Linked DNA regions of Homo sapiens: region 2 is linked to region 1. Evidence: chromatin loops called from intact Hi-C (ENCODE). Cell type or tissue: MCF 10A. All regions are shown on one strand. Links, peaks and the distances in the headings refer to the core of each region. The heading gives the core; the rest is flanking DNA. Region 1 holds the start of RAB27B (RAB27B, member RAS oncogene family). Region 2 holds the start of LOC107985125 (a long non-coding RNA gene).

Region 1 (16,418 bases), core at 5,014-13,013:
GCAGCACGATTTATAATCCTTTGGGTATATACCCGGTAATGGGATAGCTGGGTCAAATGGTATTTCTAGTTCTAGATCCCTGAGGAATCGCCACACTGACTTCCACAGTGGTTGAACTAGTTTACAGTCCCACCAACAGTGTAAAAGTGTTCCTGTTTCTCCACATCCTCTCCAGCACCTGTTGTTTCCTGAGTTTTTAATGATTGCCATTCTAACTGGTGTGAGATGGTATCTCATTGTGGTTTTGATTTGCATTTCTCTGATGGCCAGTGATGATGAGCATTTTTTCATGTGCCTTTTGGCTGCATAAATGTCTTCTTTTGAGAAGTGTTTGTTCATATCGTTTGCCCACTTTTTGATGGGATTGTTTTTTTCTTGTAAATTTGTTTGAGTTCATCGTAGATTCTGGATATTAGCCCTTTGTCAGATGAGTAGATTGCAAAAATTTTCTCCCATTTTGTAGGTTGCCTGTTCACTCTGATGGTAGTTTCTTTTGCTGTGCAGAAGCTCTTTAGTTTAATTAGATCCCATTTGTCAATTTTGGCTTTTGTTGCCATTGCTTTTGGTGTTTTAGACATGAAGTCCTTGCCCATGCCTATGTCCTGAATGGTATTGCCTGGGTTTTCTTCTAAAGTTTTTATGGTTTCAATTCTAACATTTAATTCTTTAATCCACCTTGAATTAATTTTTGCATAAGGTGTAAGGAAGGGATCCAGTTTCAGCTTTCTACATATGGCTAGCTAGTTTTCCCAGCACCATTTATTAAATAGGGAATCATTTCCCCATTTCTTGGTTTTGTCAGGTTTGTCAAAGATCAGATGGTTGTAGATATGCGGCATTATTTCTGAGGGCTCTGTTCTGTTCCATTGGTCTATATCTCTGTTTTGGTACAAGTACCATGCTGTTTTGGTTACTGTAGCTGTGAAGAAAGTCATTAGTAGCTTGATGGGGAAGGAAATAAAGGGTATTCAGTTAGGAAAAGAGGAAGTCAAATTGTCCCTGTTTGCAGACGACATGATTGTATATCTAGAAAACCCCATCATCTCAGCCCAAAATCTCTTTAAGCTGATAGGCAACTTCCACAAATTCTCAGGATACAAAATCAATGTGCAAAAATAACAAGCATTCTTATACACAAATAACAGACAAACAGAGAGCCAAATCATGAGTGAACTCCCATTCACAATTGCTTCAAAGAGAATAAAATACCTAGGAATCCAACTTACAAGGGACCTGAAGGACCTCTTCAAGAAGAACTGCAAACCACTGCTCAGTGAAATAAAAGAGGATACAAACAAATGGAAGAACATTCCATGCTCATGGGTAGGAAGAATCAATATCGTGAAAATGGCCATACTGCCCACAATTTGACTTCCTCTTTTCCTAATTGAATACCTTTTATTTCCATCCCCATCAAGCTACCAATGACTTTCTTCACAGAACTGGAAAAAACTATTTTAAAGTTCATATGGAACCAAAAAAGAGCCCGCATTGCCAAGTCAATCCCAAGCCAAAAGAACAAAGCTGGAGGCATCACGCCACCTGACTTCAAATTATAAGGTTTATTGACATTATTTCCCAAAAGTATAGTTTTAAAAAAGTAATCATATAGCATGTGATTCTTTGCTATCATCAAACCTTAATTAGCTAGCTGTTATTTTTATTTTTTTGAGATGGCGTTTCACGCTTGTCGCCCAGGCTGGAGTGCAATGACACGATCTCGGCTCACTGCAACCTCTGCCTCCGGGGCTGAAGCAATTCTTCTGCCTCAGTCTCCCGAGTAGCTGGGATTACAGGCATGGCCCCCATGCCTGGCTAATTTTTGTATTATTAGTAGAGATGAGGTTTCACCATGTCGGCCAGGCTGGTCTGAAACTCCTGACCTCAGGTGATCCACCCGCCTAGACCTCCCAAAGTGCTGGGATTACAAGAGTGGGCTACCATGCCCAGTCAACTAGCTGTTATTCTTTACAACTTATATCATCATATATGGCCAAAAAATAAGGCAAGATAATTTCCCAAATTATACCTTAAAAAAGAGATAGTTATCTTAACATTGGAGTCCTTATAGTTCTCTTATAAGGAAACAATCATCAAATTAATTTGATAAAAGTGTACTTTGAGAAGGAAAGACATATTTGCTTGAAATTATATTAATCAATGTTAGTTTAGATGCCTGAAAAAAATACCTTATAATTGGTTAAAAGGCCAGCAAGGAATTTAAGATGATTTAATAATCATTCCTGAATATATGACATCACAGCTTGAAGTGTTTGCAGTTTAAAAAGCAGCAAAATTAACAAAAACACTGGTTTTAGGTAACAGCTTTTGGGAAAATGGAGAAATCACCATATATTCATTTGTACTTATATGGTAAGCCCATATGACATTTTATTTTGCACCTCACCGTAAAGCTACCAGCAAAGCAAATATAATTAAACATTTTATATGGATTTGCATATGACTATACTTATGTCCACACATACAATTATATATGCTAATAAATGACTATATTTATGTATGTGTATTGTCATATGACTTGTAGAAAATGAATTATTCTTTCCTATTTGCTTAGTTCTTATTTTTATAACTTTTCTTCTCTTTAACTAGTTTTTAAAATTGATTAAACAATGTTGTAATTATTTCTAAAATTCTGCTTATAGGTTTTTTTAATAAAGATGTCAAATATTCATAGACAGGATCATGGCATACCCACACTACTGTGACTTCTTGGCAAGTTAGGACATTCATCAAGGCTATATGTGAACATCACTCGTGAAATTATTTGGGCCTTTCCCACAGCATGTTCCTCTAACATAAGAAGAAAAAATTAGACAAAATTACAATAATCTCAAATGAGGTCCAAGTATATCTTCATTACACATTCTAAGAAACAGGCAACATGAGGTTGGAACTGGGAAGGTTAAGACCTCACCACAGAGTAGATGCAGTAGGTACAATTGTGAAAACATAGCCAGTTTAATGAGCAGATATCTAAAATAGGTCTTTATGAGCTACACATTTAAAGTAATTTGCCAGTAGAAAGTCTCTTAAGCATGTATATATTTCTCAAAGTTACATATTCGTTGTGAAGAAAACTAGCATGGCCTGGAAGTCCAGTCTTATGACTTGTTAGTCACACTGTGAGGTTTTCTCAAACTGGAGAAGGGTGGATTTTTATTTGTGATTAAACAGACTTCTTCACATGAACAGAAAATCAGCAGGAGGTAGGGGCACACCCGTGCATAACTTTCTGGTGAAGCCTTCCCTGCAATCGCAAGAGAAGGGTTACGAAATCTCGGATCTCATCAGTGAGGGGGTCAAGTCAAGAGAAATTTTTAAGAGGATGGTGAAGGATGAAAGGCATTATCATGACCAGAAGGTCAGTGACTCATGCTACTAAAGACAAGAGAGAAGAAACCAAATATATTTGTTGTTTAAAGCTTACAAATGCTGGTTTTCTCTTAGAACCCACCTTTATTTTTCCTTCATGTTCTGCACTGCATCCCCCATACCTGGCAGTGTACCAGGCACAAGTTGCTTAATAAATGTTTGTTGAATGAATAAATCATTGTGCAAACCTCTCAAATCTATCTTCATTCTGCATTTCAATTCACTTTCTCCACTGCTTATAGATCATTATATTAAAGTATATGCAAATACTTTAATAAAGCATAGTGTTTTCTCTATAGAACAAATATCTTTTGTTTCCTTATGTGTATTTTAAGGGTAATTTAAAATTAACTTTATTTTTATTAAGGTAATACATCTCATAATTTAAAACAAAATCAAAATCTACAGTTCTTGTGGAACAGTGCAGATCGCCTCCTAAGCCCTGGTCTTAATCCCCACAGGCAAACATTTGACTCTTTAGCAGCTTTTGTACTTTTATATGTCTAATTGGTTTGCCTATCCTGCTATTTCTTTATTTAGCAACTTTACACATTATTTATTGATTTTTGTTATGATGATTGAGGGTTTAGCTGTCTTCTCTGCACATATACACAGATAGTCTTTCCCTCTGCCATCCTCCACATGTAGTTTTATTGTAGGTTAGGGTTAATTCTCTTGTTGGCATTCCCAATATTTTTATTATGTCCAGATCTGAACAAAGTGGTATTCTATCATAATGTTTCTTTTTTCTTGCAACTTTTTGTTTCTCATGGAGTTAATAATATCCTTTTAAAATTAGTTCAGCACACTCCGTACCTATTGTATATTATTCACAATTGCCTCTGACTGATCTTTAAGACTGTAACAGAGTGATCTAACTGTGGTAACAACTCTAAAAAATCTTCGTGGCATCATACAATACAAGTTTACTTCTAGCTCATGTGGTAGTCCAATGTGTGGCAGCTGAGGTAGCCATGTCACACCCTAATTCAGGTTCATGACTTTTCATCTAGGGGCTTTCATGTCTTCTAGGGGCTTAGAGCTCTTCGTTGGTTCTTCGCATCTGCGCACTAGTAAGGGAAGAGGGGAAGTGTGGAGGATCTCAGGGGTTATTTTATGGGCATACCCTGGAAGCGATGTACATGACTTCTGCCCACAATCCATGAACCAGACCTCAGTGACATGCCTCCCCACCTGCAAGGGGCTAAGAAATGAAATCTAGTGTGGTGCTCAGGAAAAAGAGCAGAACATGGAATCTGGCGGGCACTTCCCGCTATCTACTGTATTTTCAAATGCACATGTGTATCAAACAATCTATCATTTTCTTTCCATTTTTTTTTTTCTTGGAGACATTCCTACTGCAAGCCATCTGTTCACCTCTCTTTAGGCCTGCTTCACACTTATTGCTCTGGAGAATTTATTTTACTGCCTCTTATGTTGGGCCTGCATTTTTGGGGTTTCATCTCTTCCTCTTTCTTGATTTATAAGCTTGTTTGGGGAACTGTTACTTTAAAATGGCACACAGGATGTATATTTTTTAAGTCCTTGCATATCTGAAAATTTTTTAAAATCAAGCTTGGCTGACAGTTTGTCTTGATATACAATTCTAAGTTCAAAATAATTTCATTTAAAAAATGTGAAGGCATTCAAAGAAACTTCTGGATCCATTATTGCTCTTGAGAAATCCAATGCAATTTTTTTTCCTTGTATGTGATCTGCTTTATGTCTCTGGAAGATGTTTTAGGTTTTTCTCTTTATTCCTGCATTTATTTTATCTCAGAATGATATATTTCGATGAGTTTAATTATTTGATTAATTTAAAGGATTGTTTTCCTGGACGTTTAGTGAAACTTTCGATCTCCAAAGTTCATCATCTTCATTTCTGGTATTGTTTTTGCATTGTTTTCAAATTAGTGTTTTTATCCTTTTCTGCATAGAAAGAAGTCTTTTCTAGAGCTTTCTGAGATTTCCATTAGTCAGAATTTTTTTCCATTTTTTGAAAATTTTCTGCAGCTAAATAGATTTTTCAACTTAGTCTTCTAACCCATCTGTCAGTTTTTTTGTAAATGTTGAGTATATTTTCAATTTCAAAAGATTTTTTTCCTGTTTTGTATATAAATTTCTTTTTTATTCATTATCTCTAGGAGCAGGGTAAAAAGGCATGTGTTCAGTTCATCTTGTTGAACCACAAATTACTCTAGTTTACTTTCTCCAGAAAATAAACCTCCAGTCTCCTGGAAGCTGGATTGAGCAGATGGAGGAACTTATGGTTGGTTGATTGTGTGACAGTGGGGAAGGGAACTCTGGGTCCAAGCATTCCAATATACAGACGTATAACCAAACCCCTGTGTTTACCCCACCACCTGGCCTCCTTCTATGCTGAGATTTCTGCCTCCTAGGCCTGAGCCTGCCCAGGTTTTGCAGGAAGAATTGGCTTGCTTTTTACCATAATCTCTCCTGCAGGCATGCAGTGTATAGAATCCTCTGCTCTTCCAAATCAGTTACCACGCCTGCATCTGATTTAGCTTCTTCCAAAATTCATTACAAGTTTATGTGTTATTTTATCTGCTTATTTGTCTTTGTGATTCAATAACATTTAAAAAAATTCATTTATTCTTGTAATAAAGCAGTTTGAGGAGAGATGAAATACATGTGATAATCTTGCCATTTGTAACTACACATCACCCCATGTACATTAATGTTTACCTCAGTGCCATATTGATTGAATTAGACAGATGTTATGTCTACTTAAGTTATGCTACATAAACTCCAGGTACAGGAAGATGTTATTACTATTATTATCATGACACACAATGCTGTCACCTTGTTTTCACTGGTTTTCCACTGTTTTTTATTCTGCTCTACCTCTGGTCAAAGTGGCCTTCATGGAGTGGCCAAGCAACATTTCTCTTATGTCTTCCTACTCTTTCTCTTCCTTGGAACCCCTCTTCCCAGGGAAGGAAATGTTCCACCACTCTCTGGTAGTGTCACTATGTAACACTACTGAATCTGAGCCTTGGAACCTCGGAGACAGGACCATATGTGGCAAGTCACTCCAGGAGAGCTATCCCTGCAAGAGTTGGCCCTATAAAGCAGGTGACACACTTATCTAGGGAAAGGTGGCAAGGAGAGTCATCAATAAATGTGTGTGTCAGATTTTCTTATGGCAGGAACCTTTTCTAGAAGTTGCAGTGAGGTAGTACAACACAGTGACCACTGTGAGCTCGGCATTCAGGATCAATAGACCTGTCTTCCACCTTTTGAACTTCATCACTTTGGACAGATTTACTGCGACTTTCTCAACCTCAGTTACCTCATTCTGAAAATGGAGACAATAAATATAATAGACGCCTTGCCTATTTCACAGTAATGTTGTGAAAGCCAAATGAGATGAAACTCTATTGCATACAGGAAATAATAGCTATTAGGACTAATGTCAGTAGTGAACACATGAACTAGATAAAGAATATGGGTTATCATTGTATAGCACAGAGGGTGATTTTAAGTCAATGTGTTAACAGTGGAAAAGATTCAAGGCTCTTATGTTCTTTCTTTTATTTCTGTCTGGGCCCATGGACACACACTTCTTATATACTTAGATATTGCTGTTAAATGCAAAGTAGATTTATCATAAATATAGATTCCAAGCATACATACTTTGAAAATCTACAGGCTGAGCCTCAAAGACTTTTATGCAGTAGATCCAAAATAATTTTTAGGAACTGGATCTTACTTGGGGAGAATGGAATAGATTGTTACCAAAATTATAAGTATAGCCAACACATTCATAGAACTTACTGTGCCAGGCACGTTCTACACACATTACTGATATGAAGTCAATTCTTCACAATAACACTATGAAGACATTATTATTACTCTTCTTTTCAACTTTCAAGAACATTGAAGGACATAAAATAGAACTTCTTTAATAGTTTCATAATAGAATAGACAGATTTCTATGAGACCAAAATGTTTTCTCTAATATTCCATTTTTCCACTAGTTTGCTATTGTTTGTTTTGTGTTTTGGTTTGGGCTATTCCTTTGCTCCCTTCTACAAGAAATTCTCTGGGAGCTGATAACAGCAGTGCCTCCCAGATTGTCTCTAGGGCATCGAATAAGAAACAAGTTAAGTAATTAAAATTCAAGCAGTCATTGGCATCTCGTTGTTTACTAACATGAATGCAAGACACAGGTTTGGAACTTTTAAATTTTGTTCACAGAGGAGTAAATCGGTTGTTATTATAATGTACCTAACCTTGTATTCTTACCTTTACTACCAGTCTGTAAATTAGGGATGTCTGAATGTGTCTAAAATGGAATCCCAAGATGGGCAGCCAGGATCTTTGCTTTGTGGACGAATCTAATGTGTTTAGAACACGGCATAGCACATAGTAGGTGCTTAACAAATACTGGTTCAATGCCTCCGTGTGCTCATTATCTTACTTAGTGGTAACCTATTGATCTCTGAAGTGACTTTAGGAAGTGAATTAGGGCTTTGGGAAGTGAATTTGGATGTTGCATACTGATTAATGCATTCATACGAACACATCCTAACTTTTAAAATATTAATTTCTTTCCAACGCCCTCTTTTATTTCCCGAGGCCATCCTCTGCTCCCCACTCGCAATCCCTCGCCTTCACTCCTCATAGTTAATGAGACACCCCCTCGGAGGAGAGAACGCAATGTCAGGGCCCCAGTTCTCACAGCGCCCTGGGCTCTTTGAATGAGAGACATCAAAGAAAACACAGAACAAAAATGAATAAAAATGAGCTCGCTGGTAAGGCTAGAAGCCCCACAGTGTGGAGACTTCATCCCCGAGAGGAGTGTGTTTCTCACTGCAGCAGTTGAGTCACCAGCAAGACTTGCCTGAGGTGAGCTCCGCACATCCGCGTTGGGACTTGCAGACACGCCTTCTTCTCACACAAACCTTACCCAGCCCCGCCGCCGCGGCGGACTCCGAGGGTGGTGCCACCAGCCCTGCCACTCGCAGTCCTGACGGGCAGGGGCTGCGGACCGCCCGGCCTTGGACCCATCCGGAGCCACAGGTTGGAGGAGATAAGTAGCTGTCCCCGTGCTCATCGCCCTGTGGAGCAGATCCTGTCTCCTTGCTGACGGTGGAGCCCGGGAGTTCCAGGGCTTGGGAAGGGGAAGGAAACCTCTCTGAAATCTGACACCTGCTCTCCCGGCAAGGAAACTTCGCAGGCTGGTGAGTTGGGAAGGCGGGCTGCTGCTGCTGGAACGCGTTCCCACCCACCCGGGTGCTGCAGCGCCGGCCTGCGCCGTGGGAAGTGAGGCCTCTGTGTGTGTGTGTGTGCATGTGTGAGTGCGTGTGCACCTTCGATCGCGGTTTCCAGCAGAAATCCTTGCAAAGAAGACAGTAGTGCTGTGTGCTGCACGGATGGCATGGGCCAACTCGACCTGGCTCTCCTTGAGTGTTTGCTTATCAAACAGCTGGTTACCACCAAAAAAAGCAAAAAGAAAAACAAAAAGCCTAGGCACAGCAATGCCAATTTCCTTTCATTTGCATCTCAAAAAACAATCAAAATAATGAATAAGAAAAAGCATGGATGATGATGTGCTCAGAGTTTCATTCCAGGAGGAGCGACTTAGTGAGGCAAGCCAGGAGAGCAATAAGACATTTATATGCACTTCCTTAGATGAAATAGCCACAGAGACCTTAAGAGTACTTTCTGTTTTCCAATTTTTTGCTCTGTTACTTTCGAATTCTGATCTAAGTGTTGCACCAACTAGGGTATATGTGTGCATGTGTGTTCACCCAACTGATCACAATAAATTAGCTTTCAAGACTTTCCCACCCAATGCAACATTAATTAAGCCTCTGAAAACTACTGAAGTAGGTGAACTGTAAGCAGAGACTGCATTCCTAGGAAAAAGCTGTGTTTGGTTAGAGCCTTCACACCTGTATCATGTTTTGTGAGTTTTTTATGTCAAGATGTAAAGCTAAGGGTATGTAATTCCAGTTGTTTTAAACTGCACATCATTAAATTAAGCCCAAAGTAATAACATAAATTTCAAGGTTATTAACAACAAAATTATTGTTTAATATAATACAGCTCTGAATTTTGATTTTGTTCTGTTTATAAGAAAAATGTCTACAGTTCTCAATATTTAGTTATATTCACACATATTCATTCATATATAGAATATACAGGGTTTTATGGTTATAAATTTTGAAAAGTTGAGGGAAAGGATAGACTTAAGCATTAATATAAACTCAGATATTTAAGTTTAATGAATTTTCAAGCTGCTGTAAAGTCCATATTGCAGTGATGAAGAGAGAGACATACCTGTCATGTGCCATTGCCCCTCAAATAGTTATTTTTCATAGTTTCCTAGCATAATCCTCTACCCAGATGGGGTCAGCCATCCTTGAAGGCAAGAGGTGATTCCTACCAATGACCAAAAAGGGGTAATCTTGACAGATAGTTTAATATTAATGGAGCTTTTCTGTTTCAGAATTGACTATGGCCTCTCATACAGTGTTACTGTCATTGCTTTCGAAAGGAAAACAAAACATAGCAGATAAAACTGGATGAGCCTGTTCTCATAGTTGCCAAGAAGGGATAAAGGGAATCTGTTGAATGTAAGCAAACCACAGTTCCCCTTTCTCATAGGTCATTTCTGGAACAGGCATGTTTGACCCAATAGGGAAGGTAACCCTAATATAATTGATCTTCTTGGTAGAAGATCAGTTGGTATGCCAGTTTACACTACAACTGTATGTTGGTTTCAGAATTGCTGTTCATTTATTTCACTGTTTTTCTGGAAAAATGGAAGTTATCCAAATGTCCAGGTAGTTCAGAATAGAAACCTGCTCTTTTCCCACCCTCACTCCTGCAAATTTTTGGTTAGGTTTTTGGGCTCTCAGATCAGTACGGCATGAAATATAGAACAATTACTCATATAAAACTCATCTCACAATCCAGTTTCTTCAGTTGATTCATCAAGGCAGGTTGACCAATAGTTCAGCTCTTAAGCAAGTAATTGTAATGTTGAGATGCAAGGAAATGATTTCAATAAAAACAGACAGGACAAATCAGGTGTTTCCCATGAAGAATATGTCACTTTCTAAAGATGGCTGCCAAATGGGAATGATTTTTTTTTTAAATTCATTATTAGGTATATATGGGCTTAAGTATATACTATAGAAGTAGCAAGCAGCAACATCACTATGCATAATAACATACCTATTGTAAACCCCAAATATGGAGTTGATAGTATTACTCAATTTCTTTCACACCCTTTGCAATCATTATTCATGTTCTCCAAATATTAACCTCCCATTGGCACTCCTTAAATAAGACAAACTTGTCTAGATTGCCAATAAGGAGAGTAACACTCTGTTTATCAAATGGCCAAAAAAATCTTAAATAAATTTTGTCTTTTTAACTAAACAACTGCTCAATATATTGAGATAATTAAGTTGCTTGTTCATTTGTTCAACAAATATTTGGTAAGAGTGTTATGCACTGTTCAGGGCTCTGTGTGGACAGAAGTGGACCAAAATTCCTGACCTTGTAGAGCTTATCTTTTACCAGGGAGACAAAGACCAACCTAGATAAGCAGGGTGAGTCTATGGCACAGTAGCAAGAAGTGCTCAGCAGAGAGTATAAAGCCGAGGAGGCATGCAGAAAGTGTCAGTGGCCGGTGTCAGGGAGGACTGAAATTCTAGATCAGATGCCCAGGAAAAGCCTCACTGAGATGATATTTTAATATCAATCAGAGGCAAGTAATGGAATGATCCATGTAGATATGTGGAGGAAGAGCATTCTAGATTGAAGCATTCTGGCATCTTTCAGGAACAGCAAAGAAGCCCATGAACCTGGCACAGAGGGAGTGAGATGGGGGTAGCAAGAAATGGGGGAGAGGAGATAATGGGGACAGGTCTTGGAGGACTTTGAAGGTCCTAATGAACATGTTGGCCTTTGTTTTTTATTCCAAGTAAAATGACAAAACACTATGATTTAGATATAGCCCGTTGAACATTTTTCAATAAATATTTACTGAGCATACTATGAACTTTAATATTCGTCTAAGCCCTGTGGATAACAGATGTTAGTGAGATATACGAGGCCTCTGCTGTCATGGACATTATATCTGGGGTTTGGAAAGAGACGGATAAGTAAATAAACAAATTAGTAATTCTGGAACTTTTAGTGATACTAAGAAGAAAAAATGTTAAAGGGTAATACAATGAGAGTGACCTGAAGGGGACTGTGTGATTCGGTGGTCAAGAAAAGCCTCAGGGGAGGTGATTTTTTTTTTCTTTTTTTTTAACTGAGACAGAGTCTTGCTCTGTTGGCAGGCTGGAGTGCCCTGGCACGATCTTGGCTCACTGCAACCTCCACATCCCGGGTTCAGGTGATTCTCCTGCCTCAGCCTCCTGAATAGCTGGGACTACAGGCATGCACCACCATGCCCAGCTAATTTTTCTATTTTTAGTTGAGACGGGGTTTCACCATGTTGGTCGGGATAATCTCGATCTGCTGACCTCATGATCTGCCTACCTTGGCCTCCCAAAGTGCTGGGATTACAGATGTGAGCCACCGCGCCTGGCCAGGTGATGTTTTTAAAAGATCACTCTGGCTTCCTTGAAGAGACTAAGTCGTAGGGTGACCAGAGTAGAAGAGAATCCAGTTAGGAGGCTATTCCAGTAGACCAACTACAACAGTGGCAAAGATTAGGGTCAGAACAGTGGCCACCAAGAGAAGTAGATAGATTCAGGAAACACTTGAAGGCAGAGCTGACAGAACTTACTAATAAATTGGATAAAGGTGGAGGTGAAGAAAAGAAAGAACCAAATGATCAACAGGATTCCTACTGAAGACACTGGGTAGACAGAAGGCCATTTCCTAAGATGGATAAAACTAGGGAAGAAATGGTTTTAATGGGAAATGAAGAATTTATTTGCAGCCTTTTGAAGCGTTTTTCAACATCCAAGTGGAATTATCAGCTTGGGCTTTTGCATATATGAATCTGGGGCACCTAGAGGACATCATAGCTGGATATAGAAATTTGAGAAGCAAGTGGCTATGGATACTATTTAGAGTGATATCCTTGAGGACATCACTGAGAGAGAGATTACAGAGAAAAAATTGGGGCTTGAGGACGCAGCTCTGGCTTATTCGGACATTTGGGACCTTGTATGGGAGGAGTCAGTAAAAAGCCATTCAAGTGAAAGGCAAACCGGAAGAGAGTGTCATCATGAACCTAAGCCAGGATGTTTTTTTAGGATGAAGGGTGTGGTCAATGGTGTCAGACAGGGCCAAGATAAACAGTGAGATGAGGACAGAGAAGTGATGATTGCATGTGGCGGTGTGGAATCATTGGCAGCTCGGGAAAGAGATGGAGTTCTCAATATAAGATATTCAGAAAAACTATAAAAAATTCTGAAAATAGCATTTCACCTAATTCTAAAGAGAATTGAAAAGAGGCCCCCAGAAAAACTCATGAGGCTACGTACATAGAAGCTCTAATAAATTCAATTTTTTAAAATGACTTGTAGAACAGATGAATAAAGGAAACATATAATTAGAAATACTTAACGAAGGTGTTGTCTGAGCTGTGAGCATAGTTTGAAGAAGAGTAATGCACAGTGAGCCGAAGCTTGGGAAAAAATGCTCAGGAGAGCAAAAGATTATTTTCACATTGTTTGAAACAAAGCAGTGAATAAAGAAGGGTCATCTCCCTCTTCTTTCTTTTCTTTTTTTCTTTCTTTCTTTTTTTTTTTTTTGAGATGGAGTTTCTGTTGCCCAGGCTGGAGTGCAATGGCACGATCTCAGCTCATTGCAATCTCCCTCCCCGGGGTTCAAGCGATTCTCCCACCTCAGCCTCCCAAGTAGCTGGGATTACAGGCATGTGCCACCACTCCAGGCTAATTTTTGTATTTTTAGTAGAGGTAGGGTTTCACCATATTGGCTAGGCTGGTCTTGAACTCCTGACCTCAGGTGATCCGCCTGCCTTGGCCTCCCAAAGTGCTGGGATTACAGGTGTGTACAACTGCACCCGGCCATGAATCCCTCTTCTTTCTACATGAAAGAAAATAGCCTTCAAAATGGAAGGTCTAGACAACACCAAAAGAAAATTAAAATCAAAGAAAGCTGAGAAGTTATTGTGACTGCAAATAACTTCTTTAAATGAGAAAGACTAATGGCAGAAGTTGTCAAGAGGACCTCTGTGAGGAAAGGGCATTTCAGTTGAGACCTAAAGGTTGCCTGGTTGCTAGTCAGGTGAAGGGGTTGAGAAAGAACAAACCAGACAGTGCAAAAGGATTTGCTGAATTCTTAACCTGGGAAAGAGCTTGGAGCGTTCAAGAAACTGAGAAAAGGAGTTTGGAGAATGGAAAGCAGGTGGCAGAGAGAGGCACAAAGTGAGTCTGGAGGCACCAATGGGGAAGAGTCATTGCAGAAACTAGACAAGACCAATGAAGATCAGGAAGTGCAGCAACCTAAAACTTACTTGTCAGAGCTGTTATAGAGATGACTTCTACTGGGAGGTTGAACTAAACAACCCTCAAGCTCTCATCCAAAGCTATAATCCTACAAATACAAGAACACAATTTGTTTAATATTTGATAATGTGTTCTAGATTTTTTAAATTAAGAATTGATAGTGAAAGTATAGTTATAAAATATAAAACAGATCAAAGCAAATTAAGTAGTAGCTGCCATATAAAGCAAATGTTTAATATCCAGAAAAGCAGGAAAAACGTTTCTAGGTAGCTACAGCTGTATTCAAGGATACCAAGACCCACTCACATAATTTTGGGAACAGTTTCATAGAAAGGAGATATAGACTTCATATATTGGTGGGATTTAAATCAAACCAGTAGGAAGTCTATTATTAGTCAAATATTGCTAGTGTTGAGTGGTGTATAACTATAGACAGGGCATTCAGTCTCCTTAAGGATCTTGATTTTCTCCTGTGTAAAATAAAAGGTAAGGGTTGATTATTTTAACATCCCTACTGTTCAGCTCTAGACTTGGGCAACACATAATTCTTGTTTGATGTTTACTTCCTTCCTTCTTTTTTCCTTTTCTTCCTTCCATTTATGTGTCTATCCCTCTAGATAGATGATAGGTAGAGATAGATAAATAGATAGATAACCTTAGATCTACCTAAGATTATCTTTGTTATACATAAATCTGTGTGCATAAGTGTATATATATGTGTGTGTGTGTGTGTGCATGTATGTAAACATGGAAGAAGAGATAGAAACATATGAACTCTATAATAGAGGGAAAATTTCATTTTAAAACGTTTAGGGAAAAAGCATAAGACTTTATTTTAGTCCTCTTTCTGGCTTCGTTCTAGCACATAAATTTATTTTCAATCATATTGAACTTGGGGTCAACTTAATCTGTTTTCTTCTTGTTTCTCTCCTTAACTTGCTCAGAAAAAAAAATGAGATTATGTATTAAATCTGACCTGAGGGATATACCAGAACAATAATAATTAGTAAAAGCAAAATCAGCTTGTATTATATTTGCCCAATCTAACTTAGGCAAGGTAATCAGAGCCTGAGAAGTTCATTAAATGAATTATTCAGTTCTTATGGTCTATTATTCAAAATATATTATTTTCATAAACAAAATGGACTGTTGATAAGTGTTCCTGTACATATATAAATATTAAAAATACAAAATGAAATTAGATTTTTCAGAGGGAAAGAGAAACTAGTCATGTCTTAGTGCCTTTGAAAAAGTAGACACGTTTTCTAATATTAAGAGGTGCCACATATTGACTCAGGTGCCTCCTTGGAGTAACTTAAGCCTCTAATTTTCTGGAACTTTCTCCCAAATGCTGCAAAATATAGGAGCAATGCAACCTGTTTGCAAATTTATTAATTCTTTAAGCGAACTAAAGATAGATATCACAGCTAACTGTATGGAAACTGTAATTCCCAGTCCCTATATCTATCCCTTTCTCACTCAATCTTTGATCTTAATCTTCCTAAGGTTTGTAATACCTATTCTCAAATACTGCCTCTCAAGGTTTGGAAGTAAACGCTTCTATTAGGAAGAACCTAGGAAACAACACTGCAAAACATACGTTACAGGAAAAAATTGCTGTAACGAAAATATTCTCATATTTATAACCGAGGGTTAAAACGTAATAAAACAGACTTAAATAAATAGGCCATCATGTTTGAAAAGTCTATTCTTTAATCTTCAGTTGGAAGCAAGATGCTAGTTGATGAAGCCTGCATAGCAGTAATAGTAATAAGATGAAATGAGCAACTTTGGGTTTGCTTTTCTCGTGTAAAGTCACTAGGCCATCATCAGATGCTACTTATTTTGAAATTGGCCTATACAATCTCCCCAGATCTCCTTTGCTGTATTTTATTTTTTCACTTACCTACTAGGAAAACCAAGAAGACAAAAGTAAAATGCACCCAGCAAGTACTCATTAGTATTGTTTCTGAACACGCTTAATTTGGGTGCCCTCAGGAATGTACGTACTTGATGAGAATTTATGCATCTGTGATTACAGAGCAGCTTATATTTAGATAAAGGTGAGGAGGAGATGAAAAATGGATAAAGACAGAACATACTGATCACTAGGTGCAGGTACACCAACCTGCAGGCTTTGTGTCCTTTGTAGACTTGGAGAAACCTTGCTGGGCATCTGTTTCCTGTGCAAGCTCTGAGGAAGTCATAAAATTCTACATTGCGGTTTTCTTTGGAAAGTGATTAAATGATAATAACTGAGTTGCTTTGAAGATGAATTTCCCTCAAATTATATTGTTATTCTGCTTCCCAGCAGATCTTCTTATCAAGTGTATTTTCCATGGTTCTGATTCCTTACAGTTTTCACCCTTTCAAAGTTCACTTTGACTTTTAAGGTAGACTTATGCATGAGGCCAGGGACCCAGAAACCAGTTTCCCATTCTTCAGTTCTAGATGGTGTTAGATTCTAGTGATTTTAGTAAAACAAAGCCTTCAAGGTCTAAGTAGTCCAGAGCAGTGAGGTTGATTCTTAAAATCAATATCGTAAATATTGAG
Region 2 (16,418 bases), core at 2,998-10,997, 150 kb after region 1:
AGTCTTCATCTTGAGCTCCTTGGCAGGTATCACATCCTTTTCTCACCTGGAGGAAGAATCCCAGCCCTTCCCATTTCCAGGCTCTGAATTCTCTTTGGATGCTTCCAGGAAATTTGTTTTCTAGGCTAAAGAAAATCTCTAATTCTTGGTTTATTTGCAAAATAGAAATTATTGCTGAGTCATATGTCAAGAGCATGAATTCCTTTCCACAGAGTCCCTAAGACTCACTCCAATAATTAAGGAAATAATTCTCTAGAGTTTGACAATAGCAAAATGATTTAAATGCACATTGAGTAGAATGTTGATATAATTTCTACCAAAAGCAGGGTGGTAAGTATTTTCCCACAGTTTCTACATACATTCTTGCCTTTAACAATGTAGTTTAACATCCTGACCCATACAATAATATAAATATGCTTTTGAAATTGAAACACGAATACCAGAATATATTCACTTACACTTCACATTCTTCCAAAAATAACTTGAGGAAGGATATCATAAATATTCCCAATTACCTTAATAGTTGGAAGCATAGAACATTTACAGAGAACTGAGAATTTAAAGTGAACTAAATATCTGAGTAAATTAGCTCAGAGAAGAGGCTCCAAGTGTTCAAATATTGATTTTCACTGCAAAGAAATACTGTTCCTTGCCTCACAAAATTAATGAAGCTCTGTGTTAATTAATCACTACGCCTCTATAATAAGAGGCTGCCAATCAGCCTGTCAGATTGTTTACTGCTGAAATCCTAGCCTAACATTCATCTAATGATCTAAGTTAAATTTAACCCATGTCTCAGGACCTCAAACATAATTTCAAATCACAACACTGATCATAGCTTTAGAATCCCATATGTGCATCTTTGCTTTTCCATTACAGTAGCCAAGACCCAGGATCATGTTGAGCCTCCTGGTCCAAGGCTGAAACTTAGCTGAACCTTCCTAGGCTATGAAAATCTAGCTAATATACAGAAAGTCTATGCATATTTCTTTTCAGTCTCATAGAGTAATATGCTTGATAAAGAATTTCTTTTCTGCTATTAACTAGAAAATTACTAAACTATTTGATACATTTATAACTAAATCTTTAAAATTTGGGACGAATATACCATCAACTAGAAATAAATTAGAAATAATGGTTTCACTTACAGTGCTGAGTTTATATTTTTATTCAAAACTTAAGACTTTTGGCCTATTACCCTTTTGTGATTTTTCTTCTTTTTTACAGTGTTACAGACATACCTTGGAGATATTGTGGGTTCAGTTCCAGATCACCACAATAAAGTGAGTATTGCAATAAAGCAAGTCACACAGATTTTTTGGTTTCCCAGTGCATATAAAAGTTATGTTTAAACTATACTGTAGTCTATTAAGTGTGTAATAACAATGTACATATCTTCATTTAAAAATACTTTACGGCTAAATGTGCTATTGATAATCTTAGCCTTCAGAATCATAGTTTTTTTTGCTTGTGGCGGGTCTTGCCTCAATGTTGATGGCTGCTGCCTCATCAGGGTGGTGGTTGCTGAAGATTGGGATGGCTGTGACAAAATTTATTAAAATGAGACAAAAATGAAGTATGCCACATTGATTGACTCTTCCTTTTATGAGAGATTTCTCCGTAGGATGTGATGCTGTTTGATAGCATTTTATCCACAGTAGAAATTCTTTCAAAATTGAAGTCTATCCTACTGTTTTATCAAGTAAATTTATGTAATCTCCTAAATCCTCTGTTGCCACTTCAACAATGTTCACAGCATCTTCCCCAGCAGATTCAATCTCAAGGAACCACTTTCTTTGCTCATCCATAAGAAACAACTCCTCGTCCATTAAAGTTTTATCATGAGATTGCAGCAATTCAGTAACATCTTCACACTCCACTTCTAATTCTAGTTATCTTGCAATTTCTACAACATCTACAGTTACTTCCTCCACTGAAATCTTGAACCCTTCCAAGTCTTCCATAAGAGTTAGAATCAACTTGTAAATGTTGATATTTTGACCTCCTCCCATGAATCACAAATGTTCTTAAATGGCATCTAGAATGGTGACTCCTTTGCAACAGGTCTTCAACTGACTTTGCCCAGATCCATTAGAGGACTCACTGTCTATGGCAGCTATAGCCTTATGAAATATATTTCTTAAATAATAAGACTTGAAAGTCGAAATTACTCCTTGATCCATGAGCTGCAGAATGGATGTTGCATTTGTATGCATGAAAATACATTAATCTTGTACATCTTTATCAGAGCTCTTGGGTGACTAGATACATTGTCAATAAGCAGTAATATTTTGAAAGGAATCTTTCTTTCTGAGCAGTAGTTCTCAACAGTGGGCTTAAAATATTTAGTAAACCATGGTGTGAACATGTGTGCTGTGATCCAGGCTTTGTTGTTTCATTTATAGAGCACAGGAAAAGTAGATTTAGCGTAATTGTCAAGAGCCCTAGGATTTTCAGAATAGTAAATGAGCATCAGCGTCAACTTAAAGTCACAAGTTGCTTTAGCCCCTAACAAGAGAGTCAGCCTGTCCTTTGAAGCTCTGAATCCAGGCATTGACTTGTCCTCTCTAGCTATGAAAGTCCTAGAGAGCATCTTCTTCCTACGTAAGGCTGTCTTGTCTACATTACATTGAAAATCTGTTGTTTCACGTAGCCACCTTCATCAGTCATCTTAGCTAGATCTTCTGGGTAACTTACGCAGCTTCTACATCAGCACTTGCTGTTTCACTCTGCACTTTTATGTTATAGAGATGACTTCTTTTCTTAAACCTCATACATCCAAACTCTGCTAGCTTCAAACTTTTTTTGGGCACCTTCCTCACCTCTCTCAGCCTTCATAGAATTAAAGGTTAGGGCCTTGATCTGTATTAGGCTTTGGCTTAAGAGAATGTTGTGGCTGGTTTGAACTTCTATCCAGATCACTAAAACTCTTCATATCATCAATAAGGCTGTTTCACTTTCTTATCGTTCATGTGTTCACTAGAGTAGCACTTTAAATTTCCTTCAAGAACTTTTCTTTTGCATTCCTAATTCGGCTAACCATTGGTGCAAGAGGCTGAGCTTTCAGCCTATCTTGGCTATTGACATGGCTTCCTCACTAAACTTTGGCTTTAAATGGGAGACCTGCAACTCTTCTTTTCACTTGCACACTTGAAGGCCATGGTAGGGTTATTAATTGGCCTATTTTCAATATTGTTGTGTCTCAAAGAATAGAGAAGCTAGAACAGTCAAGACACACAACATTTATCACTTAAGGTCACTGTCTTCTATAGATGTGATTCATTGAACCCAAAACAATTGTAATAGTAACACCAAATGTGACTGATCACAGATCACCATAACAGATACAGTAATGAAAAAGTTTGAAATATGGTGAGAATTATCAAAATATGACACAGAGACACAAAGTGAGCACGTACTGTTGGAAAAATCGTGCCTATAGACTTGCTCGACACAGGGTTGCCACAAGCTTCAATTTGTACAAAACACAGTAACTACGAGATACAATAAAGCAAAGCACAAGAAAACGAGGCACACCTGCACTTATATCAAGCCACTTTCCTTGAAAATGAAGGCTATAGGATTTAAGAAAGCAATCCTAAGGAAATGTTATTCTCTATGGCACTTAATGATTTTAGAAGTATATTAAACAATTTCTTAAAGGGTCTTTTCCAACTTTGTGTTTGGTAAACTTTTGTGTGATGGAAAAACGTGTCCAAAGCGAAGATTCAATGGACTCACACATTTCAATCATTTACCTTACATTGGATGGCCAACAGGCTCTCTGTAAGTGGTGTGTTATTTTTGTCAATGGGGTTTCCATTCAGATGGTTTCCCGGGAGCAATGACACAGGAGTGGGGAGGGTAAAGGCAGGGCTAAGGGTTCAGGAAAAGGAAAAATCACACAGTACAGCTAGCCTGGGAACTAGTCCATCTGTGGTCAAAGAACAGCCAGGGGCTCCTACCAGGTGACTAATCTATGGTCAGCCCATGTCTTCAAGTTTAGGGTCAGGCTATTGTTTCAAGCAGCATTGTTGAATAAGGCAGCCAGGATCCACCTGGGACAGGTGAGCTGCTCTAACCCTCAGAAAGGCTGACTTGGATTTTGCCACATGGCAGCAGCCATTTTCCAAGAGAACAATCCCCAATGCAAAGCATTTTTAATTTGTTTTTATTTTTGTTTAGTGCTGTTGTTGTTGCTTTGTTTTATTTATTTTTTAAATTGGCAAGTAAAACTTGTATGTATTTATTGTGTATAATATGTTTTGAAATACTGTAGATATACATTGTGGAATGGCTAAATTGAGCTAATTACCGTATGCATTACCTCACATACTTATCTTTTTTTTTTTTTTTTTTTTTTTTTTTTTTTTTGCAGTGAGGGCACTTAAATCTACTCTCTCATCAATTTTCAAGAACACAATACTTTACTATCAACTACCATCACCATGTTGTACTATAGTTCTCTTGAACTTACTCCTCTTATCTGGCTGAAATTTTGTATCCCCTTCAAGCCTCTGCTTCTGTAACATTTACCAATGTCTCATTGGACAAAGCAAACCACATGGCCAAGCCCAGAGTCAATGCAGGGGGCGGCCACACAAAGACATGGATACCAGGAGGCATAAAACTGTCAGATTTTACCATCATAATTTACCACAGTTAGCCATGTCAGGTAATGTACTGACTAGAGAGCAGGATATAAGCAGGGGAATAGTAGGAAATACTACATGAAAAGTAAATCACCATTATATTTTGGGAGGCTTGAAACTCCATGGTGAGAAATATACATTTAATTTGTCAGGTTCATAAGGAACCACTGAATGTTTGCAGTAGAAAAGTTCAATATGTGTAGGCCAGGTTAGTTGTTTTTTGTTTGTTTGTTTGTTTTGTAGTTTTTGAGACAGGCTGTTGCTCTGTCACCCAGGCTGGAGTGCAGTGGTGTGATCTCAGCTCACTGCAACCACCACCTCCCAGGTTCAAGTGATTTTCCTGCCTCAGCCTCCCGAGTAGCTGGGACTACAGGCATGTGCCACCACGCCCAGCTAAATTTTGCATTTTCATTACAGACAGGGTTTCACCATATTGGCCAGGCTGGTCAACTCCTGACCTCAAGTGATACGCCCGCCTCAGCCTCCCAAAGTGCTGCTGGAATTACAGGCGTAAGCCACCGTGCCCAGCCTAAGCATCTTGATTTTAAATAAACACACCTAAAAGAGCATAGTCTAAAGTGTCCAGCTTCAGTTCTTTTCAAGAAAAGTGAGGACATAAACATACTTGGGAGGAAATCTAAGTACAGGACACTTCTAGATTTTCATTGATTTTTCGAATCCATTGTTTTCTTACCATTTCCTATTTGGGGAGCAAAATCTTTTTTAGCAATTTATCCTTGGGTCCTTTTCAAAGCATTCAACTTATTTTTCATAAAAACAATTATTCTTTTTTGTCCTACTTCATCAGTTCACAAGATATTCAAGTAAATTATAAAACTAAAATGTAGAGTAGAACTGGTACACATCAGTTTGGGGAAAGCATGTAATTGATGGTTAATAAACACACAACCCAGTCATGTGAGAAGAGGATCTGGGGTTCCAGAGAGTTAGCGTACTAGCTGTGGGATCCAGAGGCAGTGAGCATCACTCACAGATGTTATCAATGGCATCCATGCCATGGACACTAGAGATTAATTTCAGAGAGCCAGTTAAATGGGAATCAGATGAAGAGTTTCTTTTGTAGATTTTGTGCTAGCTTGAAGGATAGCAGGATGGTAACAAATTGGTAGTGCTGTGAAACATGTTTACTGGCTATTTGAAAGATCATTAATTAGCAATATTAAACCATATGGGGTTTTGTTTAGGTTTTTGGTTGTTGTTGTTTTACATGTACAAGTCATTTATTTAGTAAACTTAAATTCCAGTGTGTACTCTAGGTAAACTTTCTTCTTTTATTTCAAATTTCCTGTAGCCTTCTTTTCCATCATTACCACATGTGTTACAATGTTTATTTATTGTCTGTTTTCTATTAGAATCTAGGAGCAGTTGTGGGGTCAGAGACTATGCCTATTTGGATCACTATTGAATTTCTAAGGCCCACATCAGAGAGTCAATAAATATTTGTTTAATGAACAATTATATACAGTATTTTGTCCTTTCTAGGGCCAAGTTTCCAGTTATTGGCAACTATAATAGTTCTAAACCATCTGTTTACTAACAGTGTGCTTTCTGCAAAACAAACAGATAAAACCCCATTATATAACATTTACAGATATTTATGTCTTATCACAAGGTGATTTTCAATATAATTGGAAGGGTATGCTGAGACAATCCTCCTCAATAATCTGTGTTGTAATCAATATGCCTCCTTTCCTACTATGGAGCCCCCTACCACTAAGAACAACAGACATTTAAATGTTGCTTTAAAATATGACTTTGAAAATGCTAATTTTATAATAAGCCTGAGGTTAATTTCCAGGCAGTAGCTGGATCATTAATGACAGTTTTAATTAAAAAGTAAAAGCTTAACATGTGTAGTGATCAGTAATATATCATTATTTTACTATAGACAGTAAGAATTCATAAGAAATGCCTATAGACAGAACTTGTTCTGGAACTTTATTTGTTAATATCAACTATTTACCCTTTTATTTTATGCTTTTAATAAATATAAATGAACAATAAAATGTATCATGGCATTCTCAAAGACCTCTCAATCATGTACCAAAATATTTATTATATAAGATAACATAACATTTTATCATACAAATCTCTCATGTGTCTTTATAGCGGTTTTATTATCTAACTGTGCTCCACATAACAATCCCCTCTTCAGGCTGGAGTTCTTCAATCCTAATTCACATCACTGGGAACCTTTTCTTACCACCTCTCTTCCTCGTCCACAAATTCTTATATTTTTACTCCTTGCTGTCACATAACAGTTGCATCCCAAAGCCTCCTTTTATGTCAGAGTCATCCATTTATTCTTCCTTCATTCCTTATCTACATTTCTCCAAAAAAACACACTTTAAAGGAATAGCAAGGAAAGTAAAGTATATGTTCATTTTAGAGAGATTACTTTGAATTTTCTGAAAAATCCCAGCCTGGTAGAACACAAGGTTTGTGTCCCATGTGCGGTTGCTGGCATTTTTGGTTTTGGGGTCTGCATCGAGACTTTGATTTAAGAACATAAAATGCATAAGAAAAAAAAAATTTTATCCTTTCTTTCCCCAAGTCGTTAATATGATGCCAAATGACCAGGTCATGCAATGAGATTTTTTTTGAATCGTGACAAACATCTAAATCCTTCATCCTTTGTCAGGTAATCAATGTGTTAAAACATTTAAAAATCAAATAGGAGCATAAGAATAAAAAACAGAGAAATCCTCAAGTGTGATATTTAACATCATATTGTTCGTATGATACAAGGATAACCATTCAAACAATGTGAATAACAAATATGTTATTTTTAAAACAAGAGCCCACTAACTGGAGCTTTTTTTTTTTTTAGTTGAAATAATGACTGTAGCGAATCTGGTTTTGTTTATGATAAAATTGTTAAGTATCAGATAAGGTGAATGTGGTTTTTCAGGATCCCTGTTAGAAATTTAGACAGTGCGGACAGTAAATATGACAACATGTTGCCACCTAGTGGACATTTCATAAAACGTCTAGACATCCAGGTTCCTGAAACAGTGTACGTATTTAGGATCCTGGAGTAGGGCTGAGGGGATCTTCTTAGATATTGTCTGTAGGGCTGTCTTGTTTCACACGATTAGTCTTGGCTCTAGATGTATCAAAATTTTAACTGTAAACTCAAGGACTGAAATCAGAATGTAAAATGCCTAACGTTTATTGAGCATCTATTTTGTACTAAGCTGTGTGCTAAAAGCTTTAGCTGGATTATCTCATATGAGCCTCACAGCAACCCTGTTACTACATAACCACCCGCCCTTCCTGCAGATTAAGAAACCAAGGCAGGGGCCGATTAAGTGACTCACCCAAAGTCACTGGGCCCCAAGCTGTGGAACTGAGGCATGAATGGACTACCTGCCTTCGGAGCCCAGGTCCTCGTCGGAGCAGAAACCTTCCTCAGTTTATCACAGGCAAAACATTGGGACTGGACTTCACTGTATTAAATATGGCACGTTGGGGGTGGGGGGTGATATTAAGTTCTTTACTGAATGCGTATGATCCTCGGAAGTGGCTCTAGGCTTCCAAGAAAGAAAACAAGAGGGCCAGTGTGTCCTCTCTGCTAGACTGAAGACAGCAGACACTCTTGTGGGGGGGATCTGGGCAGCTCACTCCTTTACTCCTGCCTGACAAAGCATTGCCCATTTCCAGACTCGAACTTCAGTGGTCACTGTTTAAAGGATAAAACACTGTGATCTGGGAGGGCAACCCAGAAGCTGTGAATATTTGATCTAATTAACCTATTTCTGCCTGTCATTTCTGAGAAGGACCAGCACCTCTTGATGCAGTAATAGAAAGAGTTGTACTAAGAACTAGTAAATAAAAGAATTGTCCACAAAATTGGAGCTGGAATTTGCACATGGAATGAAGAAAAGAGAGATTGTACTTTCCTCCAGTGCTCCGCCACCCATATGCCCAAGCTTGAATTCGTAGTTATATTACAATGAATATTTCAGTCATTTAAAAGCTCCTTACCCTCTCCATAAGCCAACCATTCTGCCCATACAGGCTCCTAAAGATGCCAAAAGGGCATTTTTAAAAGTCTCTGGGCCCTCTGATGCTAGCACGATTCCAGGATCATGGTATTTATTCAATAAATGATTGTTGGATGACTAAAATGCAACTCGGGATATCTAAAGTTAAATCCCTAAATATACAATTTAATGGTATGCTGGGCTTCACAAGTCCATTTTTGCTTAGCATTTGAAATGATGTAGGTGATGCTTTCCAAGATTTTGTGATATTGACTGGTAATTTATATCACCAAACAAAATTCGCAATTTGGAAATAAATAACTGGGTCTATCCTGATGAGGAATAATTACACTATATATACAAAATTTTAGGTTAATAAAATGGAAATGTAATTTAAAGGAGAAATGAAAACAAACAGACGTTAAGAGTCACCAACCTTCTTGGAAATCAGAAATCTGTGAATCTCCGGATATGCTTATATTCTTTGAAAAGAAGAGTCTAGTTTTTCCACTGAATCCACAAAGCTAGATTCTAGTATTCCTTAATACAGGAAATCTCTGTTTGAATATCTAGCAGATTGCTCAACCTTAACATGTTTGAATTGGAACTCCTATTCTTTCTGCCATGTTCTCTTCCTCCCAGTTTTCCCACCTCAGGGAAGGACAACTCCCTGCTTCTAGTTCTCAGGCCCAAAGCCTTGAAGTCATTTTGACTTCTCTCATGCACCACATCCCACCCATCAGCAAATTATTTTGGCTCTTCCTTTAATGTATACCAAGAACCCACCCTTTCTCACAGCACTGTGGTTGGGCCATCCCGTGTCACCTGGATTCCTGCAGTGGCCTCCACACCATCCCACCCCCAGCAGCCCATCCTAGGAAGAGGCATGACCTTGTAGTTTTGACGTAGATACTTTTAAGAATGTGACTCAGCTATCAGAGTGTGGCGGCTTTCATGCTCAAAGCCCTCCAAGGGCTCCCATTTTTTCTCCAAGGACGAAGTACCCATAATGGCCTTCATGGCTTTAGACAGTTTTGACCCCGCTACCTCTCTGACTTTTCTTATTACTCTTCCACGCCTGTCCCCACCTTGTTCTTGGTCCACACTGGCCTGTGCATTTCTTTAGACAGGAGGCAAGATCCCATGTCAAAGCCTTTACTCAAGCAGCTTCCCTTTCTGCCTCTCTTCCTCGCACCTCCACAGAAATTTCTCACCTCTAAGCCTTTCTTTAAATGTCATCTTTAAATTGTAACTGTCCCCCAACCTCCCCTGAGGCACTCCCCATGCCCCTTACTCTAGTTATTTTTCACTTTCCAATAGCATGTGTGATCTTTCAGCATATTATATGATTTACTTAGAATGCTTATTGACCATTATCTCTCTCCTTCTACTGTAAGCTTTCAGAATAGAGGAAGTTTTTTTGTGTTTTGTTCACTGATATAGTTCTAATACCCAAAAGAGTGTCAGACACACAGTAGTCACTAAATAAATATTTTTGCATGAATGAATAGATCAGTCCAGCCATTCAAGACATTTTAATAGATACAAATGGCATCATATCTCAAATAGGAATTACACTACTTTTAATTGTGCTGATTTTCTTATTTCCCCCAAGTTACCTAAAAATATAGTGTAACTGGCATGCCCACTTTAATAAAACATGCCATGTGCGCTTCATTTTACTTCTGACTAATCATTTGAGTCTTAAAAAGAATTTCCTGGCCAGGCTCGTGGCTCACGCTTATAATCCCAGTACTTTGGGAGGCTGAGGTGAGTGGATCACGAGGTCAGGAGATCAAGACCATCCTGGCCAACATGGTGAAACCCCATTTCTACTAAAAATACAAAAAGTACCTGGATGTGGTGGTGCATGCCTATAGTCCCAGCTACTCAGGAGGCTGAGGCAGGAGAATTCCTTGAACCTGGGAGGTGGAGGTTGCAGTGAGCCGAGATTGCGCCACTGCACTCTAGTCTGGGTGACAGAGTGAGACTCCATCTCAAAAAAAAAAAAAAAAAAAAAATCAAAGGACTTGAGGCTCATAGTCTTCTTGCAGCCAGCCCATGACTTATATATACATCACCCTTTTGTGGTATGTTTGTCCTTCACAAGCATCCAACAGAGACATCCTCTCCTCTCCTGTCTCCTCAGATTTCTCTTTAAATAACTTCATTTCCTTTGAAACCTGCCCTGATCCCACAGTTTAAATTCATTTCAATTCAATAAAGAGAGTTAAGAAAGGCCTGTGTCATAAAGAGTATGATTTACTCTTATGTTGAGCCACAAAACTGATACAAACTTGTAAACTAAAGGCCTGGCTCTTAAGAATTTATGATACAGTTGGACCAGCATGCATGAGCCCACAGTAAACAGGACAAGATAGAGTGGATTTGGAGCTAAATCCAATGGTGTAGACACGGAGCGCTAGGGAGGAAAAGTACAGCGATTAAGGAGACACAGTTCCTGCCCTGAAAATTAGCCACTGCCCCAGTGGATTTTGGAATTGCAGTGCTAGTAAATCACGTTTAAGTCTAAGCTAAAAACACCATTCCTCCATGAGGCCTTGAGTTGTTTCTCCAGCCTCAGATACAACTGTGCCCTGAATTCTTAGAACACTCAGAATCTGTACCACATAATTGAACATGTAATTGTATTTTTTCTAGTAATGCTTGCTGGTTTTTTTTTTTTTTTTTTTTCAGGATGGCTAGTCTTCTACTTCAACCAGATTGCAAACCCACTAAGGCCTGGGAACATATATGTCTGCATAGAATTGAATGAGACCTTTGAGATCATTCTGTATAATCGTTTTATTTCTACAGCTGGGGAAATTGAAGACCAACAAGTTGTGAGTTGTCCAAGCTCATACTACTAATTAGTATTCAGAAAACTCCTTAAAATTCTGCTTGTTTTTGTCTTCCCTTGATTGGTGAAGAAAAGAGGGAGTGACACTTTTCTCAGGGACTTTGTTACACTGTAGTTTGTCTAGGATTTCCTCACCTTGAGGAGTAGGAGTAGTAAGAGGCATGATCTTGTAGTTTTGGTATAGATATTTTTGAGAATGTGAGTCACTTATCACTCTGTGCTGGCCAGGAAGACTTCAATGTGGAAATTCTGGGACTCTGAACATTGATTTAAATTCTCTCCACCAATACAGGATAAGGCATTAGAATCAAGAGTTTTTCTCCAAGTGGGAACTCCAAGTGGAGTTTTTCTCCAAGGCCGATGAGATAAGCCCTGGTCATAAGTGAGAAAAAGCAGTTCAGATCTGAGCTGGGTTGGCCAGACCAGAGAGAGAAATGGGAGCATTATAAGAGGCTGAGCCTGGCTCTGGAGGTGAGAGTGTTGGGCTTTCTCTTTAGACACCCAAATGAGAGATGCCTTCTTTCCAGCTGGGAGCCTTGAATGGCCTAAGGTGGCTTGCCATCACTGGTCACATCCATTCTTGAGCTGCAGATATCTGAGCCTTGAGAGTCATCAGCCCTGATAGCAAAAGTAGGAAAAAGTCCAGCTAGATCATTGCACATTTGCCATCTTCTCCACTAGTGCCAGAAAATTGCTCATTTTAATCTTTTTTACTCAAGAAAAAAATATCAATATATTTTGATAAAGGTAGTTGGGTTAAACAGGATTTCAATAGTCCTTCTTTAACCTCCAATCTGTTTAGAAACCATTCTTGAGCAGCAATACTTCTTTGCCTGAAACTGAACTGCCCATTCCATTGGTTTTCTCGCCAAAAAGTTGAAGAAGAATCTATAAAAACTGAGAGTTTTTAATTGCTATTATTTTAATAGCTTTAGGGAGGTATCGTTAACATACAGCCAACTGCAAATATTTAAAGTATACAACTTGATTTGGTAAGTTTGGACATATGAATCCACCTCTGAAACACCAAAGCTTCCTTGTATTAATACCTCTTTGAAATGTCTTTCTACCATTCCTGCCCCGTGGTCTCTAGGCAACCACAGATTTGCTTTCTCTCACTCTAGATTAGTTCACATGTTCTAGAATTTTACATCAGTGGAATCCTACAATATAAATCTTTTTTGCTTGGCTTCTTTCACTCAGCATAATCATTTTAAAATTTATTTGTGTTCATCAGGTAATTCATTTTTTTGTTGCTACAAAATAGTATGTCATTGAATGGATATACCAGAATTGGTTTATCCATTCACCTGTGTTTTAACCAAATTTTAGATCAATTTGTCTATCTTTATGTCAATACTACCCTTTTTGATTACTTATGTTTTACAATAAATCTTGAAAGCAGGTAGCATTAGTCCTCCAAATTTGCTCTTCTTTTCCAAAATTATTTTGGGTATTCTACGTCCTTTGTATTTCCATACAGATTTCAAAATCAACTTATCAATTTCTACTAAAAAAAAACTATTGAGATTTTGATTGAGATTGAATTAAATCTATAGATGCAACTGGAAGAGACTGATGCCTTAACGTTATCAAGTCTTCCAAGCGAGGAACACAATGTATCTTTTCACTTATTTGCCTTATTTAATTTCTCATAGTAATGTTATGATAATGTTATTTGAATTTCAATTTCTGATTGTTCATTGCTAGTATATCCAAATATAATTAACTTTTACGTTGATTTTTGTATCCTGCCACCTTACAAAGCTCACTAGTTTTAGGCTGGGCATGGTGGCTCACGCCTGTAATCCCAGCACTTTGGGAGGCTGAGGCAGGTGGATCATGAGGTCAGGAGATTGAGACCATCCTGGCTAACATGGTGAAACCCCATCTCTACTAAAAATACAAAAATCAGCCTGGCATGGTGGTGGGCGCCTGTAGTCCCAGCTACTCGGGAGGCTGAGGCAGGAGAATGGCATGAACCCAGGAGGCGGAGCTTGCAGTGAGCTGAGATCGCGCCACTGCACTCCAGCCTGGGTGACAGAGCGAGACTCCGGAGGGAAAAAAAAAAAAGCTCACTAGTTTTAATTTCTTTTGTTTTGTAAATTCCTTAAGATTTTTCTACAAAGATAACCATATGTCTCCAAACAAGGACAGTGTTGTTTCTATCTTTCAAGCGGAATGTCTTTTATTTCTTTTTCTTATTGTATTGTGCTGGCTAGAACCTCCAGTACAATATTGAATTAAAGTGCTGAAAATGGACATCCTCGTCTCTTTCTTGATCTTAGAAGGAAAGCATCTAGTCTTTCATCATTAAATACAACATGAGCATTTCTGTAGATGCCTTTAACTGGTTTGAGGGAGTTTGCTCCTAACCCACGTCCTGTGAATTATGAGGGTTTTTTTTCAGTCTAGCTGATGGGAACAGGCTTTATTCCTGACTCTGTGAGAGCTCTGGATACTGATTTTTGAAAAACCTACAGTCCTTTATTGAGTTGAGGAAGTTCTCTTCTATTCCTGAATTGTTGAGAGTTGTTTGTTTGTTTGTTTGTTTGTTTGAGACGGAGTCTTGCTCTGTCGCCCAGGCTGGAGTGCAGCGGCTGGATCTCACCTCACTGCAAGCTCTGCCTCCCGGGTTCACACCATTCTCCTGCCTCAGCCTCCCTAGTAGCTGGGAATACAGGCACCCGCCACCACGTCCAGCTAATTTTTTTTTGTATTTTTAGTGGAGACAGGGTTTCACTGTGTTAGCCAGGATGGTCTTGATCTCCTGACCTCGTGATCCACCCGCCTCAGCCTCCCAAAGTGCTGGGATTACAGGCGTGAGCCACCACGCCGGCCGAATTGTTGAGAGTTTTTAACATGAATTAATTTTGTCTGATGCTTTTTCTACATCCCTTGATATTATCATGTGGTTTTCCTTATTTAATGTGATAATATGGTAGATTACATTGATTTTTGATGTATTGTTTAAAAATCTGTTCTTTCTATAAAAATCTTTTTGCAACAAGACAAAAAGAATGGGATGGGGTGCCATTGTAGGAAAAGGTTCTGAAGCCTCATTCAACCTCAGCAGGCAGCAGTTGAGAATTGACAAGAAATGCCTGACCTAGGGGTAGGAGGGGGAGTGGCTGCCCATACACCTGCAGCTGCCATCTCATCCCTCAGTGGTGATGTATTCAACAAAGTAAGTGATGTTTTCACCCACTGCCTTGCAGACAGCTTGTAGTCACTTCTGCTTATGAAATTTCCACAGTCTGGGTGTGGTGGTTCATGCCTGTAATCCCAACACTTTGGGAGGCCAAGGTGGGAGGATCACTTGAGCCCATAAGTTGGAAACCAATCTGAGTAATACAGGGAGATTCTGTCTCCACAATTTTTTGTTGTTGTTGTTTTGAGACGGAGTCTCGTTCTGTCGCCCAGGCTGGAGTGCAGCGGCATGATCTCGGTTCACTGCAACCTCCACCTCCTGGGTTCAGGCAATTCTCCTGCCTCAGCCTTCTTAGTAGCTGGGATTAAAGGTGCCACCACCATGCCCAGCTAATTTTTGTATTTTTAGTAGAAACAGGGTTTCACCATGTTGGCCAGGCTGGTCTTGAACTCCTGACCTCAAGTGATTCACCTGCCTCGGCCTCCCAAAGTGCTGGGGTTACAGGCATGAGCCACTGTGCCTGGCCCACAAATAATTTTTAAAAATTTGCTGGGAGTGGTGGTGTGTGCCCCTGGTCTCAGGTACTCAGGAGGCTGAAGTGAGAGGATTGCCTGAGCCCAGGAATTTGAGGCTACAGTGAGCTGTGATTGCATGACAACACTCCAGCCTGGGCAACGGATCAGACAAAGGAAAGAAAGAAAGAAGGAAAGACATAAGGAAAGAGCCAGAGAGAGGGAGAGAGAGAGGAAGGAAGGAAGGAAGGAAGGAAGAAAGGAAGGGAGGGAGGGAGGGAAAGAAAGAAAAGAAGGAAGGAAGGAAGGAAGGAAGGAAGGAAGGAAGGAAGGAGAGGGAGGGAGGGAGGAAGGAGAAGGAAAGAAAGAAAAAGAAAGAAAAAGAAAGAAATTCCCACAAATGCAATGATGATCTACAAGAGTAGCATCTGAGCCCCTCATGTTGTGTAGCTTACATTTTATTTCATTTTCATAAGTTAATAAAGATGTTTACTTTCTTCTCATTTGAAAAAAAATAACTGTTATATAAACAGCAGGCCTGTGGATATATTTAAGACTAGAACTTCCCCTGACATTTCTTCCGGATAAACTTGTCCTTTGGTCCTCAATTGGGTATCTCTGGGGTGTGAATGATCTGGAGAAATGTCTTTCTTTTTGAAGTTGTAAAGCATAAATGAGAAATTGGCAGTAGGGATTATTTATGCCTATGCTGCCCCTTCCAAACTAATCCCACATGCCAATCTTTATGTCTCTAGTAGAGAAGCCACTGAATGGGGAGAGATGTGTTCATGGTATCTGCAACTAGAATTCAGAAAGAACTTCTTCATATCACTAGGAGCTACATGCCACATAAAATATTGTTTAAAGTGTTTAAAATATTGCTTAAAGTGTTTTGTATGGATGCATTAAGGTTCAAATTTTTTAATTTTGTTTTTCTTAGAATCTACCCTTAAACATAAAGCTTGCTTCAAATGACCAAGAGAAGAATTCATAGAACTTGACCCATTTGTAAGTTGGAGACAGTTGGAATATTATACTAATACATAATGCTAAAGCATATATGTTCTATGTATATTTAACAATATGTGAAGACATTTGAGATGACAATGAATAAAACCTTAGGTTTCTTGTGCAGAAAAAATGAAAATTGTAGAGGGAAAAAAATCCCAGACTGCTACTGAGCTGTCTGAGACAGCTAAACTTGAAATTGATTCTGGCAAGGCCATTACGGGGGTA

The links. Peaks named below come from ENCODE experiments on the same cell type or tissue, not always from the same donor. Only the 100,000 strongest peaks of a DNase experiment are listed, where the experiment ranks them.
Region 2: a loop joins it to region 1, with 9 times the contacts of the local background. A loop is called at or near these places in 7 of 110 quality-filtered maps.

The regions. Positions count from the first base shown.
Region 1 is chr18:54,820,101-54,836,518 of GRCh38, forward strand. It overlaps RAB27B (RAB27B, member RAS oncogene family), which reads left to right and starts at 8,377. Exons shown (of 6, transcript NM_004163.4): 1 at 8,377-8,600. In MCF 10A, for the core only: no CTCF peak of the experiment used is centred there; DNase peaks (open chromatin) are centred at 8,291, 8,561 and 10,381.
Region 2 is chr18:54,975,627-54,992,044 of GRCh38, forward strand. It overlaps LOC107985125 (a long non-coding RNA gene), which reads right to left and starts at 12,675. Exons shown (of 2, transcript XR_001753541.3): 1 at 12,569-12,675; 2 at 11,450-12,137. RefSeq lists an enhancer at 1-635. In MCF 10A, for the core only: a CTCF peak has its summit at 7,663 (motif pointing left); a DNase peak (open chromatin) is centred at 7,645.